Regions from separate parts of the Homo sapiens genome. Here region 1 is linked to region 2. Evidence: chromatin contacts called from ENCODE Hi-C or POLR2A ChIA-PET data. All regions are on one chromosome and are shown on one strand. Each heading gives the region's core, a stretch centred on a gene start or an enhancer-like site at or near the end of the contact. The rest is flanking DNA. Distances are from core to core; before and after follow the strand shown.

Evidence for each region. Hi-C counts contacts between places; a loop is a spot of excess contacts on that map. ChIA-PET counts read pairs that join two places held with the same protein, here RNA polymerase II (POLR2A).
Region 1: a loop to region 2 is called in a map of endothelial cell of hepatic sinusoid, with 4 times the contacts of the local background. The contact joins the promoter of LRRC43 here to the enhancer-like site in region 2. A Hi-C loop is called at or near these places in 1 of 168 maps with a recorded cell type or tissue (endothelial cell of hepatic sinusoid). POLR2A ChIA-PET finds 5 or more read pairs at or near these places in 3 of 52 experiments (AG04449, H1 and PC-9).

The regions. Positions count from the first base shown.
Region 1 is chr12:122,178,835-122,185,148 of GRCh38, forward strand. It overlaps LRRC43 (leucine rich repeat containing 43), which reads left to right and starts at 4,289. Exons shown (of 12, transcript NM_001098519.2): 1 at 4,289-4,460; 2 at 5,685-5,945. The coding sequence starts at 4,311. RefSeq lists a silencer at 4,317-4,416 and an enhancer at 6,010-6,079.
Region 2 is chr12:122,239,183-122,245,863 of GRCh38, forward strand. It overlaps VPS33A (VPS33A core subunit of CORVET and HOPS complexes), which reads right to left. Exons shown (of 13, transcript NM_022916.6): 7 at 5,387-5,580; 8 at 3,200-3,326; 9 at 696-763. Among named protein-coding and RNA genes, the nearest start is that of DIABLO, 16 kb to the left of the region's middle. Within about 2 kb of position 4,954, at least 2 of the 41 ENCODE cell types and tissues checked have a DNase peak (open chromatin) inside an H3K27ac peak, as active enhancers do.

The DNA of each region.
Region 1 (6,314 bases), core at 3,039-5,538, 61 kb before region 2:
CTGACCTTGTGATCCACCTGCCTCGGCCTCCCAAGGTGCTGGGATTATAGGCGTGAGCCATGGTGCCTGGCCAGGGTGGTGTTTGATTGGATATGGGGATGGTGGAGAGGGAAGAGTTGAGGACAACCTCTGGGTTTCTGGTTTGAGCAACTGGATAAATGATATTGGTACAAACGAAGAGGATCACAGGCCTCAGGCCTTTGGGGCTCGGGTGAGGTGATGAATTCTGGCTCTTTGCTTGTTGGTTGGCTGGTTTGGTTTGGTTTTCTTTTCTTTAAGAGGCAAGGTCTCAGTCTGTCACCTAGGCTAGAGTGCAGTGGTGTGATCACAGCTCACTGCAGCCTCAAACTCCCAGGCTCAAGAGATCCTTCCGCCTCAGCCTCCTGAGTAGCTGGGGTTATAGGCACACGGCATACCACCAGGCCTGGCTAACTTTTTAATTTTAACTTTTTGTAGAAATAAGATCCTCCTCTATTGCCTAGGCTGGTCTTAAACTCCGGGGCTCAAGCAATCCACTCACCTTGGCCTCCCAAAGTGCTGCGACTGTAGGTGCAAGCCACGTGCCCGGCCTGATTCAGCTTTTGACACAGTGAATGGGAAGTGTTATGGATGCTCAGCTGAAGACACACAGTAGGCTGTTGGACGTGTGGATCTGAAGCGTGTAGGAAGGAACTACAGATGTAAATGTGGGTGCCATCAAGGTATTGTGGCAGATAAAACTGTAAGCCAGTAAGAGATGAGCAGTGTGAGGTGTGGAAGTCGTGTGGAGCCCTGGGACATGCTTCCATTAACAGGACAAGGAGAAGATGATGATTTAATCTAGAACATGGAGAAGGCACTCTCAAGAGAAAAAGAAGGCTGGGTGCGGTGGCTCACACCTGTAATCCCAGCACTTTGGGAGGCCGAGGCGGGCGGATCACGAGGTCAAAAGGTCGAGACCATCCTGGCCAACATGGTGAAACCCTGTCTACTAAAAATACAAAAAAATTAGCTGGGTGTGGTGGCGCGTGTCTGTAGTCCCAGCTACTCAGGAGGCTGAGGCAGGAGAATTGCTTGAACCCAGAAGGTGGAGGTTGCGGTGAGCCGAGATTGCGCCACTGAACTCCAGCCTCGTGACAGAGTGAGACTCCGTCTCAAAAAAAAAAAAAAAAAAAGAGAGAGAGAAAGAAAAGTAACACCAGAAATACATGTTGTCATGGAATAAGATGAAAAGCAGTTTTTCAAGGAGGAAATGGTTGGCATCATCAAAAGCCATGAAGAGGTCAAATAAGATAAAGGCTGAGGAGATTCACTAGATTGGGCAACATGAGGTCACAGAAACTTTGCTGGGAGAGTTTGAATAAATTTTTGGTGTGGCAGTTATATTGTGGTGGTTTGGGAAGTGAGGAAAAAGTGAGCATAGGCCAGGGGCGAGTGGCTCACACCTGTAATCCCAGCACTTTGGGAGGCCAAGGCAGGTGGATCACTTGAGGTCAGGAGTTCGAGACCAGCCTGACCAGCATGGAGAAACCCTGTCTCTACTAAAAATACAAAAACTAGCTGGGCATGGTGGCGGGAGCCTGCAATCCCAGCTACTCAGAAGGCTGAGGCAGGAGAATTGCTTGAACCCAGGAGGCGGAGGTTGCAGTGAGCCAAGATTGCGCCACTGCACTCCAGCCTGGGCAACAGAGCAAAACTCCGTCTCAAAAGAAAAGAAAAAAAGAAAAAGTGAGTATAGACCACTGTGTCAAGAAGCTTGGATGAGAAGGAAGAGAAAAGAGACAGTGTTGGCTGCAGGGGGACTTGGGATGAAGGGTGGAAGGGCTTCCTGGCTGGGCCTCTTCTGTGTATCTTGGGCTCTGTGGTCTGCCCAGACCTGACCTCATTCCTGAGCTCTTACTCCTAACCAATGGCTGATTTGACACAGTAGACGCCCATTGGCATCTGGACCTTAACTTGTTCCAAACAGGATGCTTGATTTCCCCTCTCAGTCTTCTCTTCCTTCACTGCACATTGTCCATCTGTTGCTCCATCAAAATTGCAGGAGCCATATCTGTGATTCATCTCCTTGATTTATTTATATCACTATGGACTCATAGATATTTATTTTATTCTTTGAGAGCCAGGCATGGTGGCTCACGCCTGTGATCTCAGCACTTTGGGAGGCTGAGGTGGGTGGATCACTTGAGGTCAGGAATTCGAGACCAGCCTGGGCAACATGGCGAAACCCCATCTGTACTAAAAATACAAAAAAATTAGCCAGGCATGGTGATGCATGCCTGTAGTCCCAGCCACTCAGGAGGCTGAGGTGGGAGGACCGCTTCAGTTCAGGAGGTCCAGGCTTCAGTGACCTGTGATCACGCTACTGCACAGTAGCCTGGATAACAAAGGGAGACCCTGCCTCAAAAAAAAAAAAGGATATTTTCTTCTTTGAAAGGACATATGGTTGGCTGGGCCCGGTGGCTCATGCATGTAATCCCAGCACTTTGAGAGGCTGAGGTGGGCGGATGACGAGGTCAGGAGATCGAGACCATCCTGACTAACACGGTGAAACCCCGTCTCTACTAAAAATACAAAAAATTAGCCGGGCTTGGTGGCGGGCGCCTGTAGTCCCAGCTACTCAGGAGGCTGAGGCAGGAGAATGGCGTGAACCTGGCAGGCGGAGCTTGCAGTGAGCCGAGATTGCACCACTGCACTCCAGCCTGGACGGCAGAGGGAGACTCCGTCTCAAAAAAAAAAAAAGGAAAAGAAAGGACATATGGTCATCTTTTTGCCTTAACTCCCAGTTTTGGATAAATTTTTTTTTTTTTTTGAGACAGTCTCACTCTGTTGCCCAGGCTGGAGTGCAGTGATGTGATCTCGGCTCACTGCAACCTCCGCCTCCTGGGTTCAAGCAATTCTCCTGCCTCAGCCTCCGAAGTAGCTGGGACTATAGGCATGTGTCACCACGCCTGGCTAATTTTTGTATTTTTAGTAGAGACGGGGTTTCACCATGTTGATCAGGCTGGTCTCGAACTCCTGACCTCAGGTGATCCACCCACCTCAGCCTCCCAAAGTGCTGGGTTTACAGGGGTGAGCCATCGCGCCCAGCCTAATTTTTCTAATAACAGTAAAGTTGTCCCGATATCGTATAGTCAAAAAGAATGAGAGATGTTAATGTGTTCCTCCAAAATTCATTTGTCAGAACCTGATGCCCAGTGTGATAGTATTAAAACGTGGGGCCCTTTGGGAAGTGATTAAGTTTGGGGGCTCCTCAGGAATGGGATCAATGTCCTTATAAAAGAAGCTTCATGGCTGGGCGTGGTGGCTCACGCCTGTAATCCCAACACTTTGGGAGGCTGAGGCCAGTGGATTGCCTGAGCCCAGGAGTTTGAGACCAACCTGGGCAACATGGTGAAACTCCATCTCTACTAAAATACAAAAAATTAGGCTGGGTGCGGTGGCTCACGTATGTAATCCCAGCACTTGGGGAGACCGAGGTGGGTGGATCACCTGAGGTCAGGAGTTCGAGACCAGCCTGGCCAACATGGTGAAACCCCGTCTCTACTAAAAATACACATTAGCGGGGCGTTGTGGCAGGCGGTTGTAATCCCAGCTACTCGGGAGGCTGAGGCAGGAGAATCGGTTGAATCTGGGAGGCGGAGGTTGCAGTGAGCCGAGATCGCGCCATTGCACTCCAGCCTGGACAACAAGAGTGAAACTCGGTCTCAAAAAAAAAAAAAAAAAAAAAAAAGCCGGAAGTGGTCATGCGCGCCTGTAATCCCAGCTACTCGGGAGGCTGAGGCAGGAGAATCGCTTGAACCCGGGACACGGAGATTGCGGTGAGCTGAGATCTCGCCACTGGACTCCAGCCTGGGCGACAGAGCGAGACTCTGTCTCAATAAAATAAAATAAATAAAAAATTTAAAAAATGAGGTCTGGGTGATTAAACAGTTATACAGGTGGACAGTGATAAAATCCCTGACTCCAGGGTTAGAGAGACCACCCTGGAACCCACTGGCTGGTTGGAGTCGAGATGTTTGACCTTGGGCCCTCTTCTCCTTTCTCCATCTGTCAGATGGGTATAGGATGACTTTCCGTGGGGAGTGCTTGACAGGAGCTAAGAAACAGGTCAGCTATGGCGCTTACTGCCTGCGGGAGCTGCCGCACTTAGAACCACCAGCTGTTATCCCATTTTTATAGATGAGGGCAGAAGAGAAAACGCAGGTGGTTGGGGCCAGGCTGTCTGATCCGGATGGGGGACTTTTCCCTCGGGGCAGGTGAGAGCGCCTGGAGAGGCCCCTGCCCCCGCGCACGCGTCCTAGCGGTTGCCGGGCAACGCGGCCCGGGCCATGGAGGCGTCGTACGAGTCCGAGTCCGAGTCCGAGTCTGAGGCCGGGCCTGGGACTCAGCGGCCCGGGACCGGGACCGTGAGCGCGGCCGTGCGCGAGCACTTGCGGAAGCTGTGTCTGCGCGAGTTCCCGTGCGGTGCCGGCAGCTGGGTGCGGGCGCCGGGGCCGGAACTCTGGGGGCCTGGACCGGCTGCGGGGAGGCACGGGCCCGGGCGAGCGGAGCGGGCTGGTCCCTGGGGCCTGGGATCTGCGCATTCTGGGGGCCGCCGACATGGGGGCGGGTGGGGCTTGAGGGTGACGGTGGGGCCCGAGTCGCGGGCACTGCGCGGGGAGGAGAGCGGGGCCCGTCCTGAGCACATCAGCTGACCTGGGCTGGGGCCTCTCCCTGACTTGAAGACGTCAACACCCCAGATTTCTAGTGGGCAGGCTCCTTTTGGGGTGAAAAGCTTTTGTTTTGGGCAAAGAGTTCCACAACTTTTCCCAGCCTCCGAGCATTTAATAAGAGCCTGAGGCAGTGTGAGAGGTGGCTCAGCCTGAAGCCTGCGACCTTGAGTCCAGGAGAAGGGGTTACCCCCCATCCTGCCTCCCTGTCTCCAGAGTCCTAGACCCTTCCCTCCCGTGGCTTCAACCACGAGGGGCGCCCAGGTGTGGCCCAGGAAGGCTTACTGCCCAGGCTGGAGCATAGTGACGCGATGTCGACTTACTGCAACCTCCGCCTCCCAAGTAGCAGGGATTACAGGCACCTGCCACCATGCCCGGCTAATTATTGTATTTTTAGTAGAGACAGGATTTCACCATGTTGCCCAGGCTGGTCTCAAACTCCTGACCTCAAGTGATCCACCTGCCTTTTTAAAAGGAATGGCACCTTTTAATTATTTTGTATCTCACCTCATCTGTAGTTATATCCATGGCTAATAATCCATCAAAATTATTGATTATTCACTGTCTAGATTTTTTTTTTTTTTTTTGAGACGGAGTCTCGCTCTGTCACCCAGCCTGGAGTGCAGTGGCGTGATCTCGGCTCACTGCAACCTCCGCCTCCCGGGTTCAAACGATTCTCCTGCCTTAGCCTCCCGAGTAGCTGAGACTACAGTTGCGTGCCACCACGCCCGGCTAATTTTTTGTATTTTTAGTCGAGACGGGGTTTCACCGTGTTAGCCAGGATGGCCTCGATCTCTTGACCTCATGATCCGCCTGCCTCAGCCTCCCAAAGTGCTGGGATTACAGGCATGAGCCACCGCACCTGGCCTACTCTCTAGATTTCTAAACTCTATCCCTAATCGTCCAGTTTTATGATCTGTTCTGTTTTGAGAGTTTGGTGTCCTTAAGGGGGCTGTGTCACACCTACAGAAAATCCCTCCTCTGCCACTGCAGAATAAGTCGCGCTTTCTTCCTCAAACTTGGCGAACTTGGAGGGAGCTTGTCCCCAGAGAGGAGGATGTGGTGAGCCCCGGAGAGGAGACGGTGGAGGCCCTGCTGGGCCTGGTCCGCAGCCGCCACTCCCCCTGGGCTCTGCTGAACAACTCGAATGCAGAAGACAGTTTCCTGAGAGAATTGGCCATCCGGAACCCGCTGACGATCACAGACACCTTCTTCTACTCCTACTTCCGGTCCCTGCGGGTAATAGACAAGAAGGTCAGTGCTGGGCACGTGGTAGGTGATGTTAGGGTGGCCGCTCCCCTAAGGGAGGTTGTGGGGAGGGCACCCTTCCCCACAGCGCGTCAGGGATCCTGCTTTCAGGGCTGAAACGAAGGCCAGCCTGCCCTCCATCTGCTTCATCTCCCTGGCTTGTGTGCCAGGCAGGGCCGGCTACTCGGTCAGCCTTGCGTTTCTTCTTCCTTTACCCCTGGAAGCCATCATGGCACAGCTTCCACCCCTGAGTTCTGCAGTGGACCCTCCTGGGTCCTAGTAAAGGTTTTTTGAAGGGTCTGTGTTAGTTTTACTTCGTTTAAACCGTGGGGGTCAGGGTAGGGGAAGGTTGGTGTAGTTCTATTTTAATTTGTT
Region 2 (6,681 bases), core at 3,704-6,203:
AAGTATCAGTAATTGTTTTATGTTAGGAATTTTCATAAAGTGAATAATTTAAAATTTGTTAATAGAGCTATTTAAAGGAGTTATATAAGAAACTCTTTCAAAAGAGCAAATACCTTATCTAATACAGTCTTAAAAAGATTTGATTTTAGGGGCCAGGTCTCATGTTGCCATGTATGGCAGAAAGTGTCTTGCACAGAATAATGTTAAATATCTGTTACTTGATAAAATCTACACTTGCACATTTTGCATTTGCTCTTAAAAATATTTAAGTGGCCGGGCGCAGTGACTCACGCCTGTAATCCCAACAGTTTGGGAGGCCAAGGTGGGCGGATCACAAGGTCGGAGATCGAGACCATCCTGGCTAACATGGTGAAACCCCGTCTCTATTAAAAATACAAAAAATTAGCCAGGTGTGGTGGTGAGCGCCTGTAGTCCCAGCTACTCGGGAGGCTGAGGCAGAATGGCGTCAACCCGGGAGGCGGAGCTTGCAGTGAGCAGAGATGGCGCCACTGCACTCCAGCCTGGGCAACAGAGCAAGCTGGGTGACACACAGTGAGACTCCGTCTCAAAAAAAAAAAAAAAAAAAAAAAAAAAAAAGGCAAGGCATGGGAATCAAAGCAATTGGTTTTCTGGCTATAATCTGAGGTTTAATAAGCTTTCAATTACTTGTTAAAGAGGTTTTTTTGTCCACATACCTTATCAGTGTCTATTCCAGACATAAACTCCTGTTCCACGGTTAATTTATCAAAAAAGTCTTCAGAAGCTAAAATGAAATTAGCAAATTTGCAACTTAGAAATTAAATGTTAATTTACTTGAGTGGCATGCTTTTATACACAGAGCACGATTCAGAAACTAGACATGTGGCTGGGCACGGTGGCTCACACCTGTAATCTCAGCACTGTAGGGGGCCGAGGTGGGTGGATCACTTCAGGCCAGGAGTTCAAGACCAGCCTGACCAACATGGCCAAACCCCATCTCTACCAAAAACACAAAAATTAGCTGGGTATGGTGGCACACACCCGTAGTCCCAGCTACTCGGGAGGCTAAGGCACAAGAATCACTTGAGGCGGGGAGGCGGAGGTTACAGTGAGCCAAGATCACACCATTGCTCTCCAGCCTGGGCAACAGAGCGAGACTCTGTCTCAAAAGAAAAGAAACCAGACATCATGCAAAAAAGCAAGCAAGCAATAAGTTCAAGTCATCACCTGAAGAAAATCTTTTAGGAAACATGGAAAACGCTAGGCCTCTGCACTCCTAAGTTACACTAGATACAGTCGACAAGTGCACTCTTTTGTATCCTTAGGATTTCAGTACAGACCCCAGAATGAGCGTCAGTATGAATGAAAGCTAATTTCTCAAGAACATTTCATTTTCATCATTAGGTTCAACCCAATTTCAACTGGTTTCCACTCCTATGAACAGGGAAACAAAGGACTGATTTTCCGATAACTGTGATTTACTTAAGATTCGAAGTATACTTCATAAAACAATCTCCTACTCAGCTTTTACAGCCCTGTGTTGTAACAAACAAACAAACTCATGTCTGCTTTAATAGATGTCTTCTGAGCTCTTTCAAAATACTCAACATATACTCTTTGTACCAATTCTGCACAGAATATTCAAGGGAAGAACATGCGCCAATAAGTAATCCTTCAAAAAAGGAAAAAAGCTGCTGGCCGCGGTGGCTCATGCCTGTAATCCCAGCACTTTGGGAGCCAAGGCAGGCGGATCACCTGAGGTTGGGAGTTTGAGACCAGCCTGACCAACATGGTGAAACACCATCTCTAGTAAAAATAGAAAATAAGCCAGGCGTGGTGGCAAGTACCTGTAATCCCAGCTACTTGGGAGGCTGAGGCAGGAGAATCACTTGAACCCGGGAGGCAGAGGTTGCGGTGAGCCAAGATTGTGCCATTGCACTGCAGCCTGGGCAACAAGAGTGAAACTCCGTCTCAAAAAAAAAAAAAAAAGAAAAAAAGCTAGACTAAAAAAATTAACCATCTCAGATTATGATGGCAAACTTATGGATAATTTTTTTCTCTTATCTACATTCCAAATATTTTTCATATAAATGATAATGAAAAAATTTGAGTTAAAAAATGGACCCTTCCTCTCTTTCTCTTTTTCTTTCTTTCGTTATTTCGAGATGGAGTCCTGCTCTGTCGCCCAGGCCGGAGTGCAGTGGTGCAATCTTGGCTCACTGCAACCTCTGCCTCCCGGTTCAAGCAATTCTCCTGCCTCAGTCTCCTGAGTAGCTGGGATTACAGGTGCCCGCCACCACACCTGGCTAATTTTTGTATTTTTAGTACAGATGGTGTTCCACTATGTTGGCCAGGCTGGTCTCGAATGCCTGACCTCAGGCGATCCACCTGCCTCGGCCTCCCAAAGTGGTGGGATTACAGACATGAGCCACCTCGCCCAGTCTTTTTTTTTTTTAATGGAGTCTCGCTCAACCAGGCTGGAGTGCAGTGGCGTGATTTCAGCTCACTGTAACCTTTGCCTCCAGGGTTCATGTGATTCTCATGCCTCAACCTCCTGAGTAGCTGTAACTACAGGCATGTGCCACCATGCCCAGCTAATTTTTGTATTTTTAGTAGAGACAGGGTTTCGCCATGTTGCCCAGGCTGGTCTTCAATTCCTGGACTCAAGTGATCTGCCTGCCTCAGCCTCCCGAAGTGCTGGGGTTACAGATGTGAGCCATCATGCCTGGCCAACAAATGGAACATTCTTTTTGTTTTGTTTTTCGAGATGGAGTCTCACTCTGTCACCCAGGCTGGAGTGCAGTGGCGTGATGTCGGCTCACTGCAACCTCCGCCTTCCAGGTTCAAGCAATTCTCCTGCCTCAGCCTCCCAGGTAGCTGGGACTACAGATGCATACCACTGTGCCTGGCTAATTTTTGTATTTGTAGTAGACATGGGGTTTCATCATGTTGGCCAGGCTGGTCTCAAACTCCTGACCTCAAGTGATCTGCCCGTCTTGGCCTCCCGAAGTGCTGGGATTACAGGCATGAGCCACCATGCCCCGCCTGGAATATCCTTAACTATTAACATATGTATACTTCATTAACACTGAGAAGAACACGTGGTATTAAGACAGAGCTGACTCTCCCGAAGAGGCATTGTGGTGTTGATGACCTAGGTGTCAAACGTTGTATGTGCAAGTAGCCCCAGACTGAAACAATCATTACAAAGGATACTCACTAGTGACATCTTTGATCAATTCTGCAATTGAGGTATGGTTTGCAAGCGAGCCCCTTGCTGCCTGCATGTGGGGCAACTGGGAAACAAACTGCTTGATCTCCCCCACGGTCTTAGCATTGTGTCTTTCCTGAAATAAACAAGAGAGCAGTGCCTCAAGCAGGGAAGATAGTTTATTTATTTTATTTTTTTGAGAAGGACTCTCGCTTTGTTGCCCAGGCTGGAGTGCAGTGGCGCAATCTCGGCTCACTGCAACCTCCGCCTCCCAGGTTCAAGTGATTCTCATGCCTCAGCCTCCCGAGTAGCTGGGATTACAGGTGCCCACCACCATGCCCAAACTAATTTTTGTATTTTTAGTAGAGACAGGGTTTCACCATATTGGTCAGGCTGGTCTCGAACTCCTGACCTCAGGTGATCCACCCACCTTGGCCTCCCAAAGTGTTAGGATTACAGGCGTGAGCCACCACGCCTGGCCGATATTTTAAGTGCTTTGTTTTTTGTATTGTTCAGAGGATGTTTCATTTATATTAATGAGAAAGGAAGAATGGAATACAAATAAATCATTACATTACATAAAAAAAGAGAAAAGAAAAGTATATATATGACTGAAATAATAGAGGTCATGGTGCCTGTCTCCTGAATTAGCACTTCTTTAAAGAAGCAAATGCCTCAGAGTCTGTCTTCCAATGTACCAGCTTAAACACTGTGTCAGTATTTTGTGGACATCTGAGTATTGGTGAAAGATAGTACTATATAAACCATACAAATTTCTGAGTAAAAAACTAAGACAAAAAATTATGTTTAGAGGGTACCATAAAGAGGAAAAGTTTCCTGTGTAACAGAAAAAAATCCATTTTTTCTGTTGACCCTCAGTCTTTTATTTGATGTTGAGACAGGGTCTCTGTCGCCCAGGCTGGAGTGCAGTGGTGTCATCACAGCTCACTGCAGCCTCCGCCTCCTAGGCTCCTACCTCAGCCTCCCAAGGAGCTGGGATTACAGGCACACGCCACTGCCCAGCTAGTTAAAAAAAAAAAAAGTTTTGTAGAGACAGTGTCTTGCTGTGTTGCCCAGGCTGGTCTAGGACTTCTGGGCTCAAGCGATCCTCCTGCCTCAGCCTCCGACAGTGCCGGGATGACAGGCGTGAGCCACTGTGCCTGGCCTGAACCTTAGTCTTGAGTATAGTCTATGAACAAAGCGAACATAGCTTGGTGATGATAATATTTTTTGGCAAAATTTAATAACTTAAACCAAAAGTAACTTCAGAAATATGAAAATCAATTAATGAACATAATTCCTGAGAAAGATAAAATCTGGAATTACATGGCCTAGTTCCAAGCCAGCCTGGGCAACGCAGGAAGTCCCCATCTCTACAGAAAAAAAAACAACAAAAAACTCTGCCAGGCATGATGGCATGTGCCTGTGGTCCCAGCTACTCGGGAGGCTGAGGTGGGAGGATTGCTTGAGCCTGGGAGGTAGCAGCTCAGTAAGCCATGATTGTACCACTACACCCATCCTGGGAGACAAAGCGAGACCCTGTCAAAAAAAAATCTAGAACTACATACTCAGTGAAAAATTCATTTTCAAAAACTTCCCATTTATGTTTCCAAAGTTGAAATATTCAGACTTTATGATCTTGTTGAATTCCCATGTTTCAAAAAGGAGCCTGAGCAAGAATAAACTAGTGAACGGGCAAGAGGAGGCAGGAAGGTGATAATGAAGCCACCAATTTCAAAGCTCGGGGTTGCTGGGGATTTCAGTCTCATTATCACCTGCCACACGTGCTGACTTCCCCTGCCGCAGTCACACTGGCTAAACTTGAGTTTTCAGCATGAACCACAAGTTCTATTATAGAGGATTCTTTATTTGTAGTACAGATGGCTTCCTCTTAGGCAAGGTAGGAAATAATTTAAGACGATAAAGCAAATGTTTATGATGGAAGTCTGTAAACTGCACACACTTGCGCCTCCACCTACCCTCCACACAAAAAGAACTTTACGCAACGCGGGTCTGAGAAAGTTTAAAATGAAAACCTCGGATCTTCCAATACTGAATCTGCAGTTACTGAAGATGAGAAAAGTTGCATTGAAGCCTGGTTTAATGGCTACATATTTTTGGAGCTCTTATTCCCCTCAGGGGTGGGCATCTACCTGAGGCCTAGAGTTGCAGAATGACACCCAAAACTTGCCTCACCTCGAATGCTGCAGAGATGATCTTTGCTTTCTTGCTGAGCACAGAGCCAACTGCGTTGAAGTTCTTATCTCGGATCTCAGCATAGAGCTCCTCTGCAGAATTCAGCTGCAGCTTCTTTGCTTCCGTGGGGAGGTCCTTACCACCATCGCCCTGTTTCTTAGGTGCAAATTTCTCTGGAGGTAATTTCACATAACCTGAGCAGCAGTGGAAGGGAATAAGCACCTGTGTGCAATGACTGGAAGAACCAATCCGGTAACCAAGCACAAAACAGAATTTCCAACTCAGGAGAAAATGGAAGACGGCAAACGACACATAGCTCTGAGCTTTTGATTTTCCATGATCAAAGTACAGGAAGTAGTGACTCTAATACTGATACCACAGTTCTCATTATCTTTGGGGCACCTATATAAACCACATGCAGCAATGTCCACTTCCTAAACTTATTCAGGGATTAGGTCACTTTTCCACTCAGAAAACTTTCAAGGATCTCCCCATTGACTTTTAGTATTTTTTCAAACTGTAGATCATGTTCCATTAGTGGATCATGAAATCAAGCTGGTGGGTTGCAAGTAGCATCTTAAAACCAAAACCAAACGAAACCAAAACAAAACAACAGTACCAAAAACAGCACAGAGTAGAAAATACAAAAGCTTATCACACGCTGTTAGAGAAGCTAGTGGTGGCTTCGTTTTATTTTTTTTTTAAATAAAACTTTTGTTTCAGTTTAACATGCACATGCATACATGTGTGTATATACTGGCTCATGATATAAAATACATTTCTTACTGTGGATTGGAATCCAAAATAGTTTAAAAGCCATCCTAGAACAAGAATTAGAAACTACGGTCTGAGGACCAAACTCTGTTCACGTTCTGTTTTTTTTTTTTTTTTTGAGACGGAGTTTCACTCTTGTCACCCAGGCTGGAGTGCAATGGCACGATCTCGGCTCACTGCAACCTCCACCTCCTGGGTTCAAATGATTCTCCTGCCTCAGCCTCCTGAGTAGCTCAGATTATAGGCACCCACCACCATGCCCGGCTAATTTTCTTGTATTTTTAGTAGAGACAGGGTTTCACCATGTTGGCCAGGCTGGTCTTGAACTCTTGTCTTCAGGTGAGCCACCCTCCTGGGCCTCCCAAAGTGCTGGATTACAGGTGTGAGCCACCATGCCCAGCCCACTTTCTGTTTTTGCAAATAAAGTTTTATTGGCACATGGCCACAGCTATTCTTTTTGTATTGTCTATGGCTACTTTCACATGACAATGACAGAGACAAGGAGGTTCCTCTGTATGACC